Regions from separate parts of the Homo sapiens genome. Here region 1 is linked to region 2. A link is an interaction called in ENCODE POLR2A ChIA-PET data of the cell type or tissue named here. Cell type or tissue: Caco-2. All regions are shown on one strand.

Region 1 (4,000 bases), 190 kb after region 2:
GATAATCCATTCCACAGGCCTTCCGCTCAGTTCATAGATAATCCGTTCCACAGGACTTCTGCTCAGTTCGTAGATAATCCGTTCCACAGGCCTTCCCTCAACTCATAGATAATCTGTTCCACAGTCCTTCCGCTCAATTCATAGATAATCCGTTCCACAGGCCTTCCCTCAACTCATAGATAATCCATTCCACAGGCCTTCCACTCAATTCATAGATAATCCGTTCCACAGGCCTTAGGCTCAATTCATAGATAATCCGTTCCACAGACCTTGTGCTCGATTCATAGATAATCTGTTCCACAGGCCTTCCCTCAACTCATAGATAATCCGTTCCACAGGCCTTCCGCTCATCTCGTAGATAATCCGTTCCACAGGCCTTCCGCTCAGCTCATAGATAATCCGTTCCACAGGCCCTCCCCCAACTCATAGATAATCCATTCCACAGGCCTTCCGCTCAGCTCATAGATAATCCATTCCACAGGCCTTCCGCTCAGCTCATAGATAATCTGTTCCACAGGCCTTCTGCTCAGTTTGTAGATAATCCATTCCACAGGCCTTCCGCTCAATTCATAGATAATCCGTTCCACAGGCCTTCCGCTCAGCTCATAGATAATCCATTCCACAGGACTTCTGCTTAGCTCATAGATAATCCATTCCACAGGCCTTCCGCTCAACTCATAGATAATCCGTTCCACAGGCCTTCCGCTCAGCTCATAGATAATCCATTCCACAGGACTTCTGCTCAGCTCATAGATAATCCATTCCACAGGCCTTCCGCTCAGCTCATAATCTGTTCCACAGGCCTTCCGCTCAGCTCATAGATAATCCGTTCCACAGGCCTTCCGCTCAGCTCATAGATAATCTGTTCCACAGGCCTTCTGCTCAGCTCATAGGTAATCCCTTCCACAGGCCCTCCCTCAACTCATAGATAATCCATTCCACAGGCCTTCCGCTCAGCTCATAGATAATCCATTCCACAGGCCTTCCGCTCAGCTCATAGGTAATCCCTTCCGCAGGCCCTCCCTCAACTCATAGATAATCCGTTCCACAGGCCTTCCGCTGAGTTCATAAATAATCCATTCCACAGGCCTTCTGCTCAATTAATATATACTTCTTCCACTGTACAGCTTCTTAAAGACTATTCTAATAGGACTAAAGAGAAAAGATAGGAATAAATAGCACTTTTTATCTGACTTTATTTCAGAATTAAGCTTTGTTTTGCCTATTTTGATTTATGTAGTTAACATTTTCCATTGCCTTGATTGACTATCATTTAGTATGTCAAAAAATGAATAGTTATTCAAAAAAGGTAAAATTTTTATCTTGTCCTAGGGAATTGCCTCAAAATGTTGATAGATTGCCTGGTCTTATTACAGCTCTGTGACATAACCATCACTTACAACAGGCTAATTTGTCCTACAGCATTGAAATGCAGCTGTTTATCTTGGAGAGAGACAGCTTCTCATACTTCGGTTACTTTGGCACAGTTTTGCATTGTGTGTTTCTGTGGGGGTGAGTGTGTGAATGTGGGTGAGTGTGTGGGGGTAAGTGTGTGTGGGGGTGAGTGTGAATGTGGGTGAGTGTGTGGGGGTGTGTGAATGTGGGTGTGTGTGTATGGGTGAGTGGGTGAATTAAAGAGGAAAGCAGAGATGTTGGGGGTGGAGGACACACTTAGAAAACAATGCATTTGTTGAACAAACACCTATTGGGTACCTACTGTGCGCCGGGCAGTATTCCAGGAGCTGGGGACTCAGTGGTGAGGCTCCTCTAGTGGGAAAAAATACTAACAAATGTGTAACATCGGGTAGTGATCAGTTCCATGAATAAAAATCAGGTGGCATCAAGGGAAGAGAGGTGATCAGCACTGGCTTGTCTGAGGCAGCCAAGGGACAGTGGGGGAGCATGTGGACCCTAAGCTGGAACTGGCAGGGCTGTGGGGTTCAGGAGCTGTGTGGAACACAGGTCAGATGTGAGGGCAGTGGGGCAGCCAGAGGGTGAGGGGAAAGGCACTGGGCAGCCCAGAACTGGGAGGGTGAGAGGGGCCCCGGGGCAAGGCCTGGTGTTGCTGGGGTGGGGGAAGGTTGTACTGGGGTGTGCCTGAGGGTGGAGCGGTAGGATTGGCCAGCAGGTGGGGTATGAGGTAAAGGTGACTCCCAGTGCTTGTGGAGAACCTAGGTGTCCTGCCGAGGGGGTGCCCAGTGAGTGGAGGGTGATGGGCTTGGGGGAGAATGGGGAGTGGAGCCATGCAGGCTGCAGATGGGGGTGAGTTTGGTGGCTCGCAGGATCATGGGGCTGGAGCGAGTGGAGAGGAGGACAGAGCTCGTGGGGGCCTGGGCACACCCTCAGAGGCTGCCTAGAGGCTGGGGTGGGCTTGGCCATGAAGTGACTGAAGGGAGGCACCAGGGCAGCTCAGCCAGGGCGTGGGCCATCATCCAGTTCCTGGTAGATATTGTGGAATGGTTTGTTTTGTTTGAGAGAGAGTCTCACTCTGTCATCCAGGCCTGGAATGCGGTGACACAATCTCAGCTCACTGCAGCCTCTTTCTCCCAGGTTCAAGTGATCCTCCCACCTCAGGAACCATAGGTGCATGCTACCATGCCTGGCTAATTTTTGTATTTTTTGTAGAGACAGGGTCTTGCCATGTTGCCCAGTCTGGTCTCAAAACTCCTGGGCTTAAGCCATCTGCCCACCTCAGCCTCCCAAAGTGGTGGGATTATAGGCGTGAGCCATCGCACCCAGCCGTGGAGCTCTAATGACCAAAATTTAGGGAGAGTTTCTTTTGCTTTTTTCTCTATGAAATGAGTTGTAGTCCTCTTAGGTTGGTGCAAAAGTAATTGCGTTTTTTGCCATTAAAAGTAATGGCAAAAACGGCAATTACTTTTGCACCAACTAAATACTTTATAATCTCTGAATTTGCCTTGCTTTCTGTAATTTTCCTGTGTCCATGTCTTTCTTCCATTGTGAAATCTTTTTCTTGTGTGGTACTTCAGATGTTTCCAGTTATTAAGAACTCTTGAGGCTGGGTGTGGTAGCTCACACCTGTGTGCCCAGCACTTTGGGAGGCTGAAACAGGAGGATCACTTGAGCTTTGGAATTGGAGACCAGCATGGGCAACATAGCAAGACTCTGCCTCTACGAAAAATAAAAATTTAGCCGGGTGTGCTGAAGCATACCTGTAGTTCTAGCTACTAGGGAGGCCAAGGTAGGAAGATTACTTGAGCCAGGGAGTTTGAGACTGGTAGTGAGCCATAATTGCACCACTGCACTCAGCCTGGGTGACAGAGTGAGACCCTGTCTCAAAAAAAAGAACTTTTAAGAACTGTGCCCTCCCCTTTGGAAAATAGCAGTAGTGTTTTTTTGGAGTCAAGTAATTCCTCCAGGCTGTGCATAATGGCTCATGCCTATAATCCCAGAACTCTGGAAGGCCAAAGCAGGAGGATTGCTTGAGGCCAGGAGTTCAAAACCAGCCTGGGCAACAAAGTGAGACCCCATCTCTAGAACGAAAATAATAATTTCTCCAGTTGTTAAATTTCAGTGAATGAGACACATGCCTAATTAACAAGACTTCAGGCTTTACATATGTTAATATGTTGCCATCTCATGCCAGTCAGAATGGCGATTATTAAAAAGTCAAAAAACAACAGATGCTGGCAAGGTTGCAGAGAAAAAGGAATGCTTTTACACTGTTGGTGGGAGTGTAAATTAGTTCAACCATTGTGGAAGACAGTGTGACGATTCCTCAAAGATCTAGAGGCAGAAATAACATTTGACCAAGCAGTCCTATTACTGGGTATATACCCAAAGGAATATAAATCATTCTATTATAAGGATACATGCACATGTATGTTCATTGAAGCAGTATTGACAATAGCAAAGACATGGAATCAACCTAAATGCCCATCAGTGATAGACTGGATAAAGAAAATGTGGTACATCTATACCATGGAATACTGTGTATCCATAAAAAGGAAGGAGATTGGCTGGGCGCCGTGGCTTACGC
Region 2 (4,000 bases):
AAAAGGTATTGTTACTTATAGCTTATTATATGTGTTAAATTTTAATAAGAATTTTCTTTTTTCTTTCTCCCAAGCCAAACTGGCAAGACGCAGTCAAGAACGGGACAATCTTGGCATGTTGGTCTGGTCACCCAATCAAAATCTGTCAGAAGCAAAGTGTAAGTCTTGGAGCACTTTATTTTCCACCTTTCTTGTTTAATGTAAGGTTTTAAAGGTACCTTTGAAGGTAAAAGCTTCTATATGTATTAAATTTCTTTTCTATTTTAAGATAAATAATTTAAAGAGTTTTAAAGTGTATATTTCTTTTTTTAAAATTTTTTATTTTTTGAGATGGATTCTGGCTCTGTTGCCCAGGCTGGAGTGCAGCAGCACGATCTGGGCTCACTGCAATCTCTGCTTCCTGGGTTCATGTGATTCTCCAGCCCCAGCCTCCTGAATAGCTGGGATTACAGGCACCCATTACCACACCCAGCTAATTTTTGTATTTTTAGTAGAGATGGGGTTTTGCCATGTTGGCCAGGCTGGTCTCAAACTCCTGACTTCAGGTGATCCGCCTGCCATGGCCTCCCAAAATGTTGGGATTACAGGTGTGAGCCACTGCGCCCTGTGATCTGTTCCATTTTTGAACATGTTCTTTCTTACAGAGCACTAAAAATCTGCCTCCCTGTAATTTGTAAAAGCTTTGTTTTCCTGAACTTTGCTAAATAAGTTTGCTTCCATATGTGTCCTTTAAATGTTCAGTCATCGTATCTCCTTTACTGTCTGAGTCCAAGCTAGTTGCTTCAGGTGCCTTTTCAGATGGTTTTTTTGGGGATCTCTTTTCATCTCCTGTTGTCCTTCTAAGTGTGTTCCAGTTGGCCACAATGTCCATCTTAAATTGTACTCAGAACTGAATATGAAGAATACTGAGCATTTTTTGAACCTTTATGCCAGCACAGTACTAAAATGTTTTTCATACTCCTGTATCATTCAGTGTTCACAGTAACCCAGGAGGAAGATTTTTTCTCTGTTTTACAGATGGCATCCCATAGTTCAAAGAGTCAGAGGGTTGTAAAAGTAGCACAGATAGTGAGTGGCGGAACCCCAAGTAGTTCACTCCTGGGTCATAATCTCACTTATTTCTCAGGCTGTGTTCATTTAGCCTGTTAGCCACTATCTTTCTGTTATTACAGTTTAAAGTTGTATTAGTCACTTTTCCTATTGTATTGCTTATTGGAGTCTTTGGAGTCAGAATTTAATTTTAATGTTATCTTATTTTTCATAGACCTAGAAGAAAAGGGCAGAATATGTAAAGTTAATTGATTTTTAAACAGTGGTGTTGCCTATAAAATAAATTTACAGTTTTATTGTAAGCCCTGATTACAATCGTTTTAAGTTTAAAGTTGGTTAAAACTTTAAACTTTAAAAAAACTAACCTGTCCACTGAGGCTCCCAGTGGACAGCGAGCTCGGCTTGTGGCTGAGACACACTTGAGCCAGGCCAGAGGCATAGGAGGACCAAATTTGACAGATATCAATACACGATTCTTACTGAGGCCTTTGAAACGGACCCTTGTCCTGGAATTACTGTCAGAAAAGAACCGGCCAGAAAAACAGACTCCCGAGCCACGAGTCCAGGTTTGGTTTCAGAATTGGAGAGGTGGAGCACGGAAAAGAAGCCAGAGCAGCGCCAGCGTGGAGGCCACCTGGGCGCAGGTCCCCCCGATCCCAGACCCTGGTCAGCCTGGGGTGCTGACCCCTACTGTTCCACCAGCGGGGCTTCCCCGGGGGTCCCAAGCAATGTGGGCAACTTCTCTTGGGAATCGGAGGATGCTTTGGGCCAAGCTCTCCTCTGGGGGCGCGCTGATGTTCCGTGCGCGAATGTGGCCCCCGCTGACCTGGAGATGGCAGCCAGTGCGCTCGGCCACGCTTAGGGAGATGTCCCTTGATCTCCGCCCTCGGGCCCAGTGCTGCTTCCGGGTCCCTCTTGCCACCAGCCCTTCCCACAGCTGGAAGCTGGCAGTGCTGGGCCTCAAGTTCATCCCGGGGCACCCGGCCTGCTCCCCATACACCAGTCCCTAGCTCTGCGGGGGCTGGGGCTGCACCCTCCTGCTGTGGAGCAGCAGCCGAGGTGGGGCTGGCAGCTGGGGGAGGCGCCTGGGTGCGCCGTGACCTGGGAGCAGCCCTCTCCGCCCCAGCCCCCGCAGCTCTGACCGTATCCCGCCTCTCTGCCTCTTTCCTGGCCATAGTCACAGCCACAGCCATCGCAGGACCCGGCTGAGCGCTAGGAACAGGTTCCTTGTCTTCCTCCAGAATCCAACTCGCACGGGAGGCCCCAGCACCCCTGCCCCCAACCCGCTGCGGAGTCTGAACCTCAAGCGGCTGCATAGCAAACCCGTGGAAATGACCTGTCAGTGTCAGGCAGTGGAAGACAGATGAACTAAGCAAGGGCTCATCGGTAGTGTTCACGTTATGAAAATTGAAGAGAAATATCAAGATTTATTTACTTTGTCACGGAAGGGCTTCCAGACATACCTTTCAGGGAAATCGAGTTGTTAGGGTGGAAGGGCCTTGGGGTGCATGAGACCTAGGGGTTTTCCTTAGATGGCATAAAAAAGGATTGACTTTATAGAATACATCTGTCTTTCCATTTATTAACCGAGTAAACACGGAGCACTGAGAGTGAACAAAGTCCACTAGCGAGAAGGCAGGATGAGGACGGCTTTGTAGAAATGCATTATTTTCTATCAGGAAAGAGCAATGATTTCTACTCTGGGAAAAAAACAAAACAAACACTTACCTAAAAGTAATATTTACATATTGTTGAAAGTTCATAGATAAAAGTATAAAGAATAAAAAAAATTCACCTATTATTCCATCACCCAGAGGTGATAATCGTTAAACATTTTGGGGTATTTCTTCCAATTTTTTTTGTATGTATTTATATAAGTGAGATGATAGATTATCTGTGTGTGTGTATGTGTGTATTGTCTTCCTGAGCATCGGACCTAAGCAGTTTCCACGTTGTTAAAACTGCTTATAAAGGTTTTAAATAACTAGGTGTAATACTTTATTACATGGATATGTCAGTATGTTTAACAATTACTCTATTGAAAATTTAGGTGTCTCAGTTTTGGAAGAATATGGAAGTCTTGGTTGTCCAGCATTTATTCTGACATTAAGTAGAAATAAGTGATTTAGGACATATTTCTAGCAGATACTAAAAAACTGTGTATAGGATGTCTGGAGATCCCTGGCTTTTCTTGTGTGTGTGTGTGTGTTTTTTTTTTCCTCTTCTTTTCAAAGTGGCTGTTCAGAGTTCTGCCTCTTAGGGTTACTGAAAGCTTATAAAGTTATGTTGTAATTATAAAAATAAATGCTATTTTAGAAAATTCAAATAGTACATAATGCATAATATATAATTGTTTTCCACAAAATGTGAACTGTTATCAGTCTGCTCATAAGTACATCTGGGACTTTGTTTCATCTCAGTATATCTACAGTTATCTAATTTTTTTTTACTGTAACTAGTATGGATGTATCATAATTTAGCCTTTTTTTAAACAAAATTACCTGTATTACCTATTGATGAATATTTATAATCTTAGTTCTTTTTTTAAACTCTGTTTTTTAAAAAACCTGATCCGTAGAATGACTCTAGTTTAACATTAATGAATTGTACATTTCTTTTTTTTTTTTTTGAGACAGAGGTTTATTCTTATTGCCCAGGCTGGAGTGCAGTTGTGCGATCTTGGCTCACTGCAACCTCCACCTCCTGGGCTCAAGAGAGTCTCCTGCCTCAGCTTCCCAAGTAGCTGGGACTACACACGCAGGCCCCTGCACCTGGCCTTGAATTGTACATTTCAGAATAGCTAGAAGAGGGCTGAGTGCGGTGTCTCACCCCTGTAATCCCAACAGTTTGAGAGGCTGAGGCGAGCTGATCACTTGAGCTCAAGAGTTTGAGACCAGTCTGGGCAACATGGTGAAACCCCATGTCTCTCAAAAAGTCCAAAAGTTAGCTG

Evidence for each region. ChIA-PET counts read pairs that join two places held together with the same protein. Peaks named below come from ENCODE experiments on the same cell type or tissue, not always from the same donor. Only the 100,000 strongest peaks of a DNase experiment are listed, where the experiment ranks them.
Region 1: POLR2A ChIA-PET joins it to region 2 with 6 read pairs; 4 of 35 experiments call an interaction of 5 or more read pairs at or near these places.

The regions. Positions count from the first base shown.
Region 1 is chr14:102,876,818-102,880,817 of GRCh38, forward strand. All of the region lies in intron 6 of TRAF3 (TNF receptor associated factor 3), which reads left to right. Among named protein-coding and RNA genes, the nearest start is that of AMN, 44 kb to the right of the region's middle. In Caco-2, no CTCF peak of the experiment used is centred here; DNase peaks (open chromatin) are centred at 2,102 and 2,444.
Region 2 is chr14:102,681,821-102,685,820 of GRCh38, forward strand. It overlaps RCOR1 (REST corepressor 1), which reads left to right. Exons shown (of 12, transcript NM_015156.4): 3 at 75-158. Among named protein-coding and RNA genes, the nearest start is that of RCOR1, 91 kb to the left of the region's middle. In Caco-2, no CTCF peak of the experiment used is centred here; a DNase peak (open chromatin) is centred at 2,281; H3K4me3 peaks cover 540 bases.